Linked DNA regions of Mus musculus: region 2 is linked to region 1. The links are chromatin loops, found by intact Hi-C in ENCODE. Cell type or tissue: heart. All regions are shown on one strand. Links, peaks and the distances in the headings refer to the core of each region. The heading gives the core; the rest is flanking DNA. Region 1 holds the start of Mtmr6 (myotubularin related protein 6). Region 2 overlaps Cdadc1 (cytidine and dCMP deaminase domain containing 1).

Region 1 (8,337 bases), core at 129-8,128:
TCACTGGGAGAACAAAGACAAGCGATCTAAAGAGTTCAGCCAGCCTGTCTGAAAGGTTGAGCATCTGGTTCAGTGAGAGACCCTGTTTCAAGGCAAATGTGATATAAAAATAGGATGATATAGCTAACAGCTGAATGTTGGCGCGAGAGTTATTTAATCTCTGATAGCAGAGGACAAAGCAAATGATAACTCTAAACAAAATACAAAATACAAAAACAAGATACAAAAACAAGAATATAAAACTATTACTTATGGTAAACCTAGAAAAGGGAAACCCTTTTAGTTAATCTTTTCTAAGTGAATGCCAATTTCACAATTTTATTACAACTGTTCATGCTAGGAAGAGCACACCTCACCTTTGGAGTTAGACATTAGTTTAAATTCTAACAGCCATACATGGCTAACCTGACAGGTCATTCAAACTTACTAATTTCTTCCTCATCTATAAATGGAGATTCTAAAACCACTGGCAGGGTCCATTTTTAGATCACTGATGGTCCTGGTTCCATGTCTGTTGCTGTGATAACACTCTTTGACATAAAGCTAGGGTTCATTTGGCTTAAAATTCCAACCACCATTGTGGGGAAGTCACAGCAGGACCTTGAGAAAACAGGTCACATCTAGACTCAGGAGCAGAGACAGAATATATGCACAAATGCCGCCCCCTTGCTTTCTCTACTTTTATACATTCAGGATCCAGATCACAAAATGCTGCTGCCCACATTAGGATGGGCCTTCCCCACCTCAGCCAATTAAGACAAAAAGAAAAAAAAAACCCTCACAGGCCAATGTCTGTCACTGGGCCCCCTTCCCAAGTGACTCTACCTTGTGTCAAGGTGATTATTAAAAGTAAACATCATGGTGATGAGAGCTAATGAACTAACATATATGTGAAATGTGAACATTGTGAAATTATGACAATGGTACATAACTGTGTTCACTGATATAATTGCCTAACAGAAGGTAATCATTACTTTTCAAAGACAGCTGTTAAACAACATTAAAAGAAACTCACTGAACAGTCATACATTATCATAATCAGTTAAAAATGTTTATTACTTTTACTTGAGGGTGGGGTGGGCATGCACAGGCCAAGAAACCTGTGTGGAGCTGAGAGAGACTCTTTGAGAAGTTGGTTCCCTCCTTCCCCCGCGTGGGTTCTGGAGAACCAGCTCCGATCGTCAGGCTTGGCATCAGGTCCCTTTACCAACACTGAGCCATCCTGAGAGCCCTACAAACAATTCTGATTATACCAATTAAACTACACAGAGTTTAAAACTTTTTTTTTTCTTTTGTTTTTTCATGACAGGGTTTCTCTGTGTAGCCCTGGCTGTCCTGGAACTCACTTTGTAGACCAGGCTGGCCTCGAACTCAGAAATCTGCCTGCCTCTGCCTCCCGAGTTCTGGGATTAAAGGCGTGCGCCACCACGCCTAGCCTAAAACATATTTTTATGCAATTAAATATGTTTGGGAGAAGAGTATACATAATAAAAACAAAAACTTGGTTATGTTCAAAGCAATTCTGTAAGACTACACTTTTTCCAAACCATAATTTAAGGAAACAGTAGAGTCTATATAACAATTATCAGACTACAGTGTGAGGTTCATGATGCTCTTGTGTGGGATGCCAGTGTCAGTCAAGTGTGTACATGCTAGTTCCCAGCAAACCTCGGTTCCACTATAGTCTATATACACCCACTTAAGACTTCTCTAGAGAAACGCCTCCTTGCCACAACAGTGACACAAAATAACAAAGGCAGTCCCTTAAGAAGCAACTTCAGTTGGAAACCAACTGGAAATCTCTTAACCATTAAAAAAAGACATAAAAGGTCAGATCTAAAAGGTGAGCAAAAAGCAGCCTTACCTAACAGCAGCATGGGCCTACCAGGAAGACAGTAAGGTTTAATCAGGAACAACCTTCAAGATCATAAAAATGACAGCTATACACCCCAAAGGCCAGATCGGTTCTTCATAAACTGACGGAGGTCATTTTGTAACTAATGAAGGGAATCATCTAGATTTTCCCACCAGTGCTCACTTAGTGATCAGGGTGTTTTTAGTTCACTGGATTCTGTTTGCTTTCACTGATGTGTGTGTGTGTGTGTGTGTGTGTGTGAGAGAGAGAGAGAGAGAGAGAGAGAGAGAGATTCTCAGCAGCAAACAAGCAATGAGGTTCAGAGTAGAAGGCAGTTTCTGAGCCGACAGCTGTTAGGGCCCTGTGACAGGGACAAGAAGGGCTCCCATGCTCACTCTCATTCTCTTCCCTGCCTTAGCACCCTCTGCTGTACATCGAATCATCCTCCCATTTTCAAATTTTAAATGTCAGCAACTTAAACGTTCCTTCTCTTTAAATAAATAAATAAAATCTGCCAAGCAGTGGTGGTGCACACCTTTAATCCCTGCACTTGGAATCAAAGGAGGATAGCTCTCTGTAAATTCAAGGCCAGCCTAGTCTACAGTGCAAGTTCCAGGACAGCCAGAGCTACACAGAGAAACCTTGTCTCAAAAAAACCAAAATTTTGGAAGAGGAGCACCTCCACATTTCCTACAAATAGTATAGGCAAACTCCAAAATAAATCCTAACAAAAATTCATGTTATGTTATCCATAACATCAAGGACTGTGAAGCGTTTTAAAGAATAATGAAGAAAAAAATGCAGTTTATTCCCAAATGACCTGTAACTTTAAGACCTTTAGGACAGACAGTAAGTGACAGTTAAGGCTCTGGCAAAGCCCAGAGAGGTGTTTTTCCTCATCTTAAAAGGTCATTCACGCCCTTTGATCTCCATTTCTGTTTTGGCCCTTTCTGAGGCTGAAGTTTGGCCATTCTCTGAATTCTTCTCACACAGAAAAATTAAGCACGGACTTGACAAACAAGCTCAGTTATAGGAAAGTTCCATGGACCTTTTACAATATGACACAGCCTTTCTTTCCCCTTCTGCATAACTGCTGTCAAGTTGGCTCCCTACACTTAAGACAATGCCTAAAGTTGGAAGCACAGAAGTATCAACTCTAAGTGTCTGGAGAACTAGAAAAGTGAGTGGCCTCGGATGCGCTAATATTTGCACCGCGGAAAAGAGCGGGCGGGGCACTTAAACCAGAGCAAGACTGGTTCAAGAACAGCACAGCACTGATGGATAACTGGACCCACCAGCCTGGGGGCGAGCCAGGCGGCGATCGGCCGAAATCCCCCAAAGTAAAAAGCAGCCCCAGTCTTGTCCAAAAGAGCAAAGCTCGCTGGGCGGCCACCGTTTGCCGACTCCCCAAGCACCTCCTGCCAAGGCGCCTGCGCTGTCCACACGGCCTCCGCACCCCCAAACTGCCGGCCCTCAACGGAGGCCCCGCACCCCCAAACTGCCCGTCCGCCTCTGCCCAATGGACCCCGGCAGCTGCGAGGATCTCCCGCCGACTACCTTGGTTGTCCGGATGTGCTCCATCCCGGGGCGACGCCCGCAGGCAGCTGGCCTCAGGAGAGCACCATCGGGAGAGAAACGGGGCGGTGACAGCCACCCGCAGGAACTCCCTCAACCCGGCAGCGTCAGCCACCCCCGCCGCCGGTGGCACTGCGCAGGCGTCATCTGAGAGCTCTGTCGCCTAGAAACACTTCCGCAAATCTTAGCTTCAGAGGGGATCCTGACAGCCGGCTGAGTGTCGCCCATAGAGAGCGTATGCTAGCTGGGCCACATGCATGGCCTGTTGTACAGCGCCCTCTCTGATGGAGGACTGGTATTGCCCCGGCCAACCAAGCTAACCCACATGTTCAGCTAGACAAGGATCAGCAAGAGGGACTAGAAGCTTTTTCTAGGTTTAAAGATATTCCTTTTCCTGACCAAAAGGAATTTTCCAGTGAGTGCGAGACTGGATACCTCTAAATTCCAGGTTAAATTACATTTAGAAACTCATGGAGCACTGGGCTCCTGTAATGAACTATTAAATTCTATTATGATTATCAGTATTAAGTTTGAGTACATTTTGTATGGTCTTTGTTACCAAGGGGCAGGATATTACTCTTACAGGCTTATAGATAAGGCTGCACTTTAATTTAAGATGCTACATGAATGTCTTTTTTTAATTTGAAAGATATTGCTCAGGGTTGGAAAGATGGCTTATCTGTTAAGTTCTTTTTGTTTAAGTTTTTTTTTTTTGTTGTTTTTTTTTTTTTTTTTTTTTTTTGTATGTGAGTACACTGTAGCTGTACAGATGGTTGTGAGCCTTTATGTGGTTGTTGGGAATTGAATTTAGGGACCTCTGCTCGCTCTGGCCCAAAGATTTAATTATTGTTATAAATAAGTACACTGCAGTTGTCTTCAGACACATCAGAAGAAGACATCAGATCTCATTATGGATGGTTGTGAGCCACCATGTGGTTGCTGGGATTTGAACTCAAGTCCTTTGGAAGAGTGGTCAGTGCTGTTACACACTAAGCCATTTCAACAGCCCATCTGTTAAATTCTTATTAGAAACTTTTCTGATCTTTGTCTTTTGTAAATAAACAAAAATGGCTGGGATGGGCAGTTTGCCTTCCTAACGGGTAGCTGGTGTGCTCTCTCCTTGCTTCTCTGGCTGCCTCCTGCAAAAGACCTTTCAATTAAACCAACACTTTTAAACTGTTCATGGCAACCCTGGGGACCAGGAGCTGACCAAAACTTGATTAAAAACGCAGCCTATCTCTGGCTTTGCTTCTGGAATAAGCTTTGGGTCTCAAATCTCTACAACTGTACTTTGCTGTGTTCATGACAGTAACTGCCTCAGATCAGATTTCATCTACTATGTGTTATGAATTGTGGTGTCTTTACAGTTTGTACAAACATTGCTACTCTTATAGAAAGAGCAGTTTGATTACAGAAAGCAAAACTTTTCATATTTTCCTATTATTCCTTAGTATATATCAAATTAGTGTATCTTTGAATTGAGCTGTATCAGAAAAACATATCTATCTCTGTTCTACTCATAATTAAGTAGTAAAGATGTATGTGTACAAAAGAATTGTTTGTAAAAATAAATTTACCTTGTATGCTGGGGCATGACTTTAATCCCAGCACTTCAGAGACAGAGGCAAGTTGTTGCCTGTAAATTTCAGAGCATGCTGTTCCACATAGTGAGACTGTAACAAAAACAAACAAGCAAAATATTATCAGCAAATGTTTGATTTGTACACCTATTGTAAGTACCTATATAACCAAAGATAAATAAAAGTTTTTCTGCTGAAAAGGGTTCACGATTTAAAAATGTTTAAAAGATTTCCAAACAGGCCACCCTTAAGCTCTATCAATCAACTTTATTTGGTTTTGGTTAGTCTTCATTTCCTCCATAAGCAAGTCTTTTTTTTTAAACATATTTTTATTAGATATTTTCTTGATTTGCATTTCAAATGTTATCCTCTTTCCTGGTTTTCCCTCTGAAAATCCCCTATCCCCTCTTCCCTCCCCCTGCTCACCAACCCACCCACTCCTGCTTCCTGGCCCTGGCATTCCCTACCCTGGAGCATAGAGCCTTCACAGGACCATGGGCTCTCCTCCCATTGATAACCAACTAGGCCATCTCTGCTACATGTGCAGCTGGAGCCATGAGTCCCACCATGTGTACTCTTTAGTTGGTGGTTTAGTCCCTGGGAGCTTTGGGGGGATACTGGTTGGTTCATATTGTTGTTCCCCCTATGGGGCTGCAAACCCTTTTGGCACCTTGGGTCCTTTCTCTAGCTCCTTCATTGAGCAATTCTTTTAATAATTTGAGATCTTTCACAAAAACATATTTTTAAAAGGAGAACTTAAGTTAATGTTTGTCAGAAATGCAGTAACTATCAGTAAGAATCTGGCCAAATAACGAGATCTGATTAGGAAGCGGGAGCCAAGTTATAGTGAGCTATCTTTAGCCCCCCAAATAGTCACCAACTTATTGTCCATTTTTGCGTGTGACCTAACACCCTTATGACTGTTGTATTTATCCTTTTAGAATGTACAAAAAAGATCCCTAGCTTCCACCAACCCAAAGGCTAATACTGTTGTCAGAGAGCATCTGAGACCAAAGCAGAGACTGGTCTGCCTTGCTGTAATCTGCCTTCTGGATGTTTCCACTGATATAGCTGCAAAATGGCTTGACATATAACATTCTTTGTTCTATTAGTATAAAAGTTTCATACATTTCCTAACATGTTATAGCATGGTATTTGAGGTAACCTGGGTATGTGTCCCTTGAACATGTGTAGCCTCCCTTAAGCCTGAAGCAGGCTGAGTCAGAACTTGACCTTGCTGCCACTAAGGAGATTATCTAGAGTGGAGCTTTCCTCCTGCCTGTTTCCAACTACGGCCATCTGCCTGTTCATTGATTTACACCCTTTCATTTCTCTCACCTAAAAAGCAGCTTCTGAAAGCTGCGGCCGACTGCCTGCTGCATTCCTAGATTCTGATATCACTGCTGAACCTAAGCGAATCCAGCGCACGGGTCAGCACGCTGTTCCAGCTTAGTACCACACCCTTAGCAACCTTTTACCCGTTGCTTCGTGCCCCGGTACAAATTTTCTTTAATTCTTTTATTCTTCCATGGAGCTCTAAACCAGCAGTGTTTCTTCCAGTATCTTCTGCCTTTCCCAGGCCCCGCGTGGGATGCCAAATTGTTGCGAGCCGGCTAGCGGCTCACATGTCCGGGTTCAAGCCTGGGAGGCAACCTGGAGCTGAAAGAAAAGAGGGAGCTTAGGTGGGTTGAGAAATAATAGAACCAAGACAACTAGTCTGCTCAAGGTTCAAATGTTTAATGGCAGACACGCTTTATAAAGGAGGGGGAATCTGGCTCTAGAATTAACTTGTTAAGGCCTAAATAAAATGTTAAGGTCTGAATAACTGTTATCTGTCTAGCCTGACGTTTGGTATGGTTACCAATGTCATAAGAAAACTTTTTCATATGTTGTTACTGCTGTTACTAGGATGTTCTGTGCTTTGGTGTTCTTGGAAAACAATCACAATAGAAGTAAGTTAGAACTGCTTTCTATAGTCAGTCATAACAAGCTTGGGCAGGAACCAACCACCCAGCAACACTTCCTGCACCTATGTTGAGCTTTTAAGGTATTTGCCTTTATAAGCTGTCCCTGGGATGGACCCCACCATAAGAGAGACACCTGCATCTATTTAGAATAAGGCATCCACTTTGAATAGGGATCAAATAAAGTTTAAATATCCAAGACCTCCCTGGGAACTGAAAGACATGCACATGGGTAGCAGACATCCTGGTAGGAAGTTAAGACATGAATGTTAGGCAAGACAAGATCCCTGTACAGTTGAATACCCCAACCAATGCGAGTAAGATTAAATATACAACAAAGACATGTTCCTAGGGAAATCCCCTATCCCTAAATCCTGATGAGTGGAATAACTTGGAACGAATTGATTCAGCATTGCAGCCAGCTCCCGACTGACCTGTGGCCATGATTGATCAGTCCTGGGGCATAGCTCAATAAACTATCCATGTCTGACTGAGATCGGTGTTCATGTGGCTTATGCAGTGACTCCTGGACCCCAACAAACTCTTATTCTCTTTGAGAACTGTTCTTATGTTGGTAAAATGTGAATCATCAAAATATGTCTATTGTGTACAATTCAACCAAATGTAAGACAGTGCTAGGTCCCTTTCCTTTCTGTTTTTGAAGATGGAGAGTAATGTACTTCTGATTCTCTAATTAAAAATATCCTTTAAACCTTGATTTATATCCAAGACTATCACATTTCCAGGACCTGTCCATTAACTTATATTCATCATTTATAAAGAACTATAACAAAAAAAGTAAATTTCTCTTTTAAAAAGTTTGTTCTTCCCACTTTTAACTTCAAGTTGAATTTCTATTATTTGTTAGTAATATTCAGACAAAAATTTTAGGATTAATTTTGTTTTTATGTATATGTGTTTGTCTGTGCTGTTGCAGGATATTTGATCACATTGTGAACCCTGAGATTGTGAACTGAAAAAAACCTGTTTCTTGTTGTAGTGTCGCTCAGCCCTGGCACCTTTAACCTAAGAGCTCTTTGTAAATAAGAGCTAAATGAACTCAACCCTAGGTTAAGAGGTGGACAGGGAGTTGAACATAAGAAAGCCCAGGAAAGAGAAAGAGGGCCTTTGAGTTGAAGGGGGGCATTTAAGACAGAAGGAAGGGCTTTGTCCTTCTGGGACTTCCATGGAGCAGGAGGGGCATCTGGGTGCTTTCTCTGCCTCTCTGAGCTACCACAGTGTCTGGTTCCTGAGTCTTCATTTGGTAAATCAAAGATTTTGGATTTAAAACAAACAAACAAACAACAAGCTCTGAAGATGCCAGAGGAGATCAGAAGAGGGTGTTGGGTCCCCTGAAACTGGA
Region 2 (8,337 bases), core at 136-8,135, 670 kb after region 1:
CTAAAGGCACACACACACAGCAATATGATAGAGGCAACTTCTTAATTGAAGTTCCCTCTTCCCAGGGGTCTCTAGGTGTGTCAGGTTGACAAAAAAACCACACAGAGCATGTCACAGAAGCTCCAAGATGCAGTTTGGCTTGCAGCTGTTTAAAGTATGTGTTCATTATTTATGAAGTGAACAGAGGAAAAATCCTCACTACTCTACCACCTAGAGACTGTTGACACTGTCTATTGTTCTATCCTTTTTCTTTTACTCATTTGAGATATTCTGGAACTTCCTTAAGTAGAGAAAAGAAATACATGGGCTGTGGTGTCATTTTGTGCATGGGGGCAGCCAGTGATTCATAACCAGCCTGCCTGAGTTCACATTCCAGTTCAAGCTCTTGCTACTTTGTGTAACTTTGAATACTCTATTTTACATTTATTTGTCTGTCAGCTTCTATTTTAGTATAGTGGAAAATACCAGTACGTACAGCGTGTTTTGTCTTGAGGTCCTGGTAATTGAACCAAGAGCCTTGTACTTGTAAGATAAGTGCTTCAAACCCTGAACACACTGCTAGCTTACTACGTGGAGTTGTTCTAAGCAGTGAATGAGTTAAACTAATAACACTTTTAGTGCCTGGAGCTACTTTAGACTGTTTTGATTATGATTTTAATAAATTGTAAAGCACTGTTGCACTGATGGGCATTTACATTGTCTCTTTTGCCAGATTTAATATTTAAAATGTTAATATTAACTTGCATTTGTAAGTATAGCCAGTGTCTGAGTTCTTCTGTGCTATCAAAATTTACATTGCTCAGTAATAAAAACAGAGCTTTTAAGAGTCCAATCAATGATTGGAAAATTAATTGTCTATAAAACTTATAATAAGGCTGGGAGGCAATTAATGAAAAGTTTTGAAATAGAAATCAAGTTCTATGAAGATGGCTGACATTTCCAAAGGGTTTTCTTTCCTACTGGTTCAAGCTTTGCTTATAGTTTAATTCTGTTTGAATTGTGTGACTTTCTAAGACTAGACATCCTTTGTTTTTCTCTCCCCAGCCACAGCACCTTTCTCACTCAGTTCTGCCTGTATGGAGACTGTAGCATGGGGCCTCCCTGAGCTTTTCTGGAACAGAGGCAGTGTAGTACTGAGGGGAGACAGGGATCTGGCTTAGTGAGGATCAGCTAGGTGACCATGGTTGTATTTTTTAATTTGTCCCTGCCACAATTTTTCTCACTTGTACTATGAAAGTAATAACTCTTATAGAATTGTAATGGTTAAATGAAATAATTCCAAACCTTTGTGGTGGCGCAAGTCTTTAATCCCAGCACTCGGGAGGCAGAGGCAGGTGGATTTCTGAGTTCGAAGCCAGCCTGGTCTACAGAGTGAGTTCCAGGACAGCCAGGGCTACACAGAGAAACCCTGTCTGGAAAAACAAAAACAACAACAACAAAAAAAAGTTTAATTAAACTACAATGAAAGCATGAATCAGTAGGAAAGAAAATAACTTTGAAATGTCAAACATCTTCATAGTACTTCTATTCCAAACCCCTTTCTTAACCCCCACCGCAACCATAGCCACTTAGGAGAATTAGATACCTCTTAAAACTTATTTTTATAATTACCATTACTGAAATTACTCTCACCACTTATCAACCTCATGATGTCCTACATTTCCTGCTCTGCTTGAAGAGAAATCTTATTTCCAGGATGTAGGTTTTCTTCCTGGAAGTCGTTGCTTTCTGAGACAACATTTGTTTGTAAGTATAAGCTGAGCAATCACCAGCACTGCCACTCTTACTTTAAAACTGCCCCAATTTGTTAACTGCTTCACCTCTGTGGGGCACACAGAATTCTACACCACCCTATCAGTCTCTCACTTGGCTGTGTTCATAGTCCTAAAGTCTGTGAGGGCTGCTTCCAGAACAACTAGCTAGGCCTATGGCTGGCATCTAATAAAGGGTCAAGCACTTATTGAACTAATTGAAGGGCCAGGCTCTGTTACATTTATTTATTTATTTATTTATTTATTTATTTTCATGTGTATGAGTGTTTTGTCTGCATGTATGTCTGTGAACTGCATGCTTGCCCAGCCCATGGAGGCCAGAAAGGGGCATCAGACCCCCTGGAATTAAGTTATAGTTTTGAGATGCCAGGTAGGTGTTCGGAATCGAACGTAATTCCTTTGTAAAAGCAGCCAATGTTCTTAACTACTGAAGGACCTTTCTAGACCCTAGCTTCCAATTTAAAACTTCTATTTTGATTCAACTTTAGGGAAGGCATTCCTATACTAATTGTTATTACTGTCATAAAAACTACCACGGTGTTGATGACTAAAACAAAAATCTGTTATCATACAGTTCTGAAGGTCAGCAATTCAAAAGGCTTTTCACCAACTAAGACCAAACTGCCAGCAGGACTCATTTTCTCCGAAGGCTCTAGGAGGAAATGTATTTCTTTGCCTTTTCTAGCTTTGGAAATTGCCTGCATTGTTTGGGTTGTATGGCCTTTCTGACTTCAAAGCCCTTTGATGGCTTGTTGATTCTCCCTCCTGTTGTCTCACTCTGAGTCTCCTCTGCCCTCCTTTGCTTACAGTGGCTCCTGTGGTAGTACTGGGCCCACTGGATCATCAGGACAGTCTTTCATACCAAGACTGATGGTGCATATCTATGCCTACCTGTAAAATTAACCCCCCTTTAACTATGAAACAGCATAGCTGCAGAGACAGGATCAAAGAAATCCCTTAGGACGCATCGTCCTGCCTGCCGTAATCCACATGCAATACCTTTGATACATAATTCTTTATCTTCTGGACTCTGCTTAATCCTTCACAACCTTTGAATTTTTACATTGCTTAATACTGTCCCATTTCTATGATCTCCACATTACAGTTTCAATCCTATAAAGGCCTGTTTGGAAGCTTAGGTGTAGTCTGAGCAAATAGTACCCAAGCAAAGTGAGACATCACTGCAGAGCTTTGCAAGGAGGCATCCAGCCTTAAATCCTGAAATGTGGAATTCATCATGTTAATCATCTTCCCTTTTAATCTGATTTTAATTAGAAAACTGAAGAGGAAAGCCGTGGTCCCTTAGGAGACAATGAAGAGTTGACCAGAGTGTCTACTGAAAAAAAACAGGTGAATTGTTGTGATTTAAAAAAAAAAAAAAAAAAAGATGTGCAAGTTTATGATAAGAAAGCAAAGAAAAGGGATAAAGTCCTGTGAAGACCTCCGTAATCAAGGGAGTTTCTTAGATTTCTCCATAAAGGCCTTGTGTACTGACAAGCCTATATGTCTTTCCTGTTTGAAAAATTCAAGTGGGAGTATTGTGTAATGTTTCTAACGTCTAATCCTGATTTCACACAGATGTGTTAAGCAATGCCCTGCGGAGTCTTTCACGTGTGTGTATCTTGGTTATTATGACTGGAGTGCAAGCCTGGTTACTCTTTACGTGGGTCACTTCTCAAGGGTTAAGGATTGAGTCAATTAGTATCTCCCTCTGGGACCAACAGCACTGTCTGTCTTGCTGTTCCTCTCCGAAGATCAGATTTCCAAATCTGTGGGTCCAAACAACCTTGTGGTCCCAGCTGCATCACCCCCTGTGGGCCTGGAGGGCGTGGCCACCACAGACGAGCTTCTTACTCTTCTGAGTCCTTTGTCCCTGATCCACGAATTTCTTGTCTGCTATTGTATATGAAACAGGGCAGTCAACCCGGAAGGCAAATCCTGACCTCTGTGATTCTGCCTGGGGTGTCCTTGTCACCTTTAGTTTCCAGAGAAGGTTGTTGATCATATATAGAGAATGACTTGCACGTGTATTTTGAAAAAGTTATTATTTTGATGTCTGTTTTTATAAGTTTCCTGATTAGTTCTGGGAGTGCGTCTCTTTCACTGCCTGGTGTGATTTTGACATAATTTTCCTGAGACTGCTTAGATGCTTTCAACACAAAGGGGAAAAAATTAGCGGATCACCTAGGTCAATATACTGACTAAAGCATGTACAAAAGGTGATCGTGGTCTACCATGGTTTAATGTAAAATCTGTGACTAGAATTATATGGAAACTTGCCGAGATGTGTGTGAAGTAAAACAAAACCAGGATGCAGACAAGTGGTTCCCAGAAAGTCAGTGTGTTGGGGCAGCAGTAAGTAGACAGCTCAGAGTACAACTTGGGCTTTTAAGTTTGAGGTGAAAAGCTCCTCTCGAACTAGATATTATGAAAAAACTCCATCTTAAACTTTATATTTTGTTCTTAGCTAGAAGCAAAATGAACAGGTTGTGGCTTTTTGTTTTTTGGGGTTTTTTGGGGGGTGGGGGGAGGTAGGGTGGGCTAAATTTTGGGTTTTCTAGACAAGGTTTCTCTTTGTATCTCTAGCTGTCCTGGAACACAAGGCTGGTCTCGAACTCAAGAGTTTTGCCTGCCTCTGCCTCCATGTGCTGGAATTAAAGGTATATGCCACCATGCTCAGCTAGCTTTATTTTGTTTTAAAAAGACTCAGAAAGGTAATAAACTTGGGCTGAAGATTGTTCTAATAAGAGGTTGATAACATGTCTTTTGTGTCTTGGGAACAATGTCACAGACATCCATTTGTTACTGGCTTCTTTCTTTCTTCTGACAGTGTAAAGCCCATGCCCTTCAGCTGAGTTGCAGCCACTCCAATGGCCATGTGGTTCAGTTTTAACAGCATTGGCTCTGGTGCCCAGATCCTTTGATAAGACAATTTTTTATAAAAGATTTATTTATTTATTATGTACAGTCTACAGTCCACATATATGCCTTCCTGCCAGAAGAGGGCACCAGACCCCGTTACAGATGGTTGTGAGCCATCATGTAGTTTCTGGAAATTGAACTCAGGACCTCTAGAAGAGCAGTCAGTGCTCTAAACCTCTGAGTCATCTCTCCAACTCTGATAAGACAATTTTTATTGGTTGCTTTCTAAAATGGACAGTTTGCAAACAAACTTGCTGGAAATAACATATACTTTGTATTCAAGGGATATACAGTTCTCAAATATTTTGCAATAAAGAGGGGAAGGTTTACACATTGCAAATTTGGAATCAAACTTATGATTGTGAGCCAGGTCTTTGCTAGCTGAGCTATATCTTTAGCCCAGGAGTTGCAAGTTAAGGCTAGCCTGGGCTGTATAATACAATTCTGACTTTAAAAGGTCTTATAATTTTAGAATTGAGATGATGTCTGCTTTAGTTTTGTCTTTATTATTTGAATTCTTCAGAGTCATGTGTAAAACCCAGAGGAATTTCATTATATTTCCTTTACCATTTTGAAGCTTAGAATTAAATAGACCCAGCCTGGATGGCATAAGAAGCAATTCAGCTGATTTGGCTTTTGGCCTATATTAGGTTAAATTGAGTTCATCTGTCACTAGAACAACATAATAATAGTTACACATGTAACTGATTAATTAAAAAAGCCTCTGTTTTGAAAGTTTTTCATGTAAAGTCAATATGAAGCTCTCAGAAATTCTTCATGTACCTAATTAGATACTATTTTTATGCAGACTGTGTTTAGGTAAGAACTAAGCATAGCTTTCATCTCATTAGAAAATAAAATATTACCCATAAAAAGATAGTAAGATGTTATAATTGATGATGTCATATTTTTGTCTTAATTAGGTGAAGAAAACTGGTCTTGTGGTGGTGAAAAACATGAAGATCATTGGTCTTCACTGCTCCAGTGAAGACTTACATACTGGGCAAATTGCTCTCATTAAGCATGGGTCCAGGCTGAAAAACTGTGATCTTTATTTTTCAAGAAAACCATGTTCTGCTTGTTTGAAAATGATAGTGAATGGTGAGTATGGACAAGGTGGTGTTGGGGACTCAGCTCCTTTATCTGAGCTTGGACAAGGGAGCGCATCCTTAAATACACACATAGTAGGGGTGGAAATGTGTGTTTGAGGACCATTTGACACTCAGGAAGAAGAGTCTGAAAACGTGGATTCTGGGCTCAGCTCTGCCCACTAATTTGCTAAACACCCCTTGGTAAATTACAGGCTGATAGCATTTGACAAAGGATCCCCAAATTTCAGTGGCTTATGACAGCCTATGAGCCCTACAGTGGTCAGACCTGGGCGCTGCCGCGCAGCAGGCAGTTTAGTCCAGTGGCTGGTTTGTGGATTAGGCATCACGCTTCCTCTGCTCTTGTTATCCTGGGGCCTCACTTGACCTCTGCATCCAGAGAAGGCAAATGTGCTTCTACAGATCCCTGCTTGGCAGAGATTGGTGGAGGTGGTGGTGGTAGAGTGCTTGCTCAGCCTGGGTGAGGCCCCGGTTTTCCCCAGCACCACAGAACAAAACAAAAGCCATGACCTAGAAGTCACATACATTCTTCTTTCTGTTTGTTTTCATCATGGGAGCTGTAGGTTCTGGCTGGGCAGCTGCTTTCCTGTCCTGGTTTCTTTTCTGTTGGTGTGATAGACAAACAGCAGGACCAAAAACAACTTGTGGAGGAAAGGGTTTATATGGCTTACAAGTCCAGATCAAAGTTGATCATAAAGAGAATTCAGGGCAGGGGTTCAATTCAGAGCTACTCACTGGCTTGCTCTCCATGGCGTGCTCTGCTTTCTTTTCTGTACAACCCAGGCCCAAGGGCTACACTGCCCACAATGGACTGGGCCCTTACACACCAATCATTATTCAAGAAAATGCTTCACAGACATACACAGACATCAGATGGAGGCAGTTCCTCAATTTCTTGAGATTCCCTTTTCCCAAATATGTCTAAGTTTATGTCAAGTTGACAAAAATGAGTCAGCACATTCCCAAAGGTTACTATAAACCTCGGAAGGGTACACAAAATTTTAATGTGTAGACACCTAACTGCTTCTGATTCTGTTTTATAAGTAGACAGATATGTAGATGATTCTATTATTTTTTAAAATGTGACCTACACACATGTACTTGGTAGGTCTAGAAAGAAGGCAACAAATACGCTTCTTGGGCTTTTGCCTCCAGGGTTGGTTGGTATCAGATGAGTGCCCCAGGCTGCAGGTGAAGCATGAGCTCAGCGTCAGTGACCCTGCAGGATGCTGCGTCGTGAAGGGTGCGGCACAAGCTCGGGCTTCATGGCTCTACTCATTACTGTTCCGTTTCTGTGGGACAGTACATGACCGAAAGCAACTTACGGGCACGTTTATTTTGACTTGTGGTTCCAGAGGATTAGAGTCTTGATGGTGAAGGAGGCATAGCATCAGACAGGCATGGTGGCAGCAAGCTGGGAGAGAACCTCTTGAAATGGTGTCACCAAACAGGCTAAAGGTTCAAATATGGAGTAGTGCTGGGTGGAGTGTGGTGATCTGTCAGGGCTTCTGTGGAAGCTGTGGAAGACTGACAGCCCCTTTTTTAGTGTTATGGAGCAGAACAGAAAACTCATCTGTCTCATTAGCCCTGGGCTGGGCACACCTCATCTTAGTGTTCTGCATGAGTCAGAGCTGCGTATAAAGTGATTGCTGCAAACCACAGTATGAGGGTTGCTTTGAGGACCATGTGAGTGACTGAGTTCACAGTGAACTAGCCTACCTTCCTCATGTGTCTCAGGTTTTCTGTTGCTGTTCAGTGGTTATGAGCAATTCCTGTTCTTGTAGGAAACCCAAAGTTGGTTCCCAGCATCCAGGTTCAATGGCTCACAACTACCTGTAACCCGATCTGACCTCAGAAGGCACTAGAACTCACATGCACAAACACATAAAATCAAATCCTTTTATTGAACATGAGTAAATAAAACCTTTTTAACTTTGATGAGATGAAATTACACCAGATACTAGCAGAAATTTTTCTGTTGTAAACTATAATAAGCATTTGGTGCTTACATAGCAATTTCAGTCAACATTATAAGAAAATTAAAATACTTTGTCATGTTTATTATCCAGTTATGTTTCTTTTACACATTGCCTGTTCATATGTTTTGTTTCCCTTAAGATCATTTTCATTCCTTTTTTTTTTCTTTTAAATCAATATGAACTCTTATTTAATGAGCCAACTGTGTCTCTGTGTAGTAAAGACTACCTACTTTCTGCTGTCACACTGAGTGGAAATGCCCTCAGGTTTGTTCTTTCCTCAGTACATAGGCTTTGCAGGGTTGGTGCTGCCTGCTCGCTCTCTCTCTCATCACTCCCTCTTCACCTAGGACTATTTTTCTTTTAAAAATTCTTTGTAGTCAACAAGAACAGATGATATAAAAATGCCAGCATGGAACTCATTGCTTAGTATGCTAATTTAAAACTAGTTAACAAAACCAAGACTAAAGTCACATTATTTATTCTCCTATTTTGGACATCTGGAGGTTTGGTTTTGTTTTGTTTTGTTTTTAGTGTTTTTAGTTCAGAAATGCTGCA

Evidence for each region. Hi-C counts contacts between places; a loop is a spot of excess contacts. Peaks named below come from ENCODE experiments on the same cell type or tissue, not always from the same donor. Only the 100,000 strongest peaks of a DNase experiment are listed, where the experiment ranks them.
Region 2: it touches region 1 in a loop (2.9-fold over the local background); 3 of 42 quality-filtered maps call a loop at or near these places.

Annotation. Positions count from the first base shown.
Region 1 is chr14:60,260,437-60,268,773 of GRCm38, reverse strand. It overlaps Mtmr6 (myotubularin related protein 6), which reads right to left and starts at 3,569. Exons shown (of 14, transcript NM_144843.4): 1 at 3,413-3,569. The coding sequence starts at 3,436. Gm38641 (a long non-coding RNA gene) reads right to left here. Exons shown (of 3, transcript XR_874661.1): 2 at 6,349-6,669; 3 at 4,867-5,103. In heart, for the core only: no CTCF peak of the experiment used is centred there; a DNase peak (open chromatin) is centred at 3,583; H3K4me3 peaks cover 1,850 bases; H3K27ac peaks cover 804 bases.
Region 2 is chr14:59,587,246-59,595,582 of GRCm38, reverse strand. It overlaps Cdadc1 (cytidine and dCMP deaminase domain containing 1), which reads left to right. Exons shown (of 10, transcript NM_027986.3): 3 at 3,048-3,122; 4 at 5,618-5,795. Among named protein-coding and RNA genes, the nearest start is that of Cdadc1, 6.5 kb to the left of the region's middle. In heart, for the core only: a CTCF peak has its summit at 4,768 (motif pointing right); no DNase peak of the experiment used is centred there.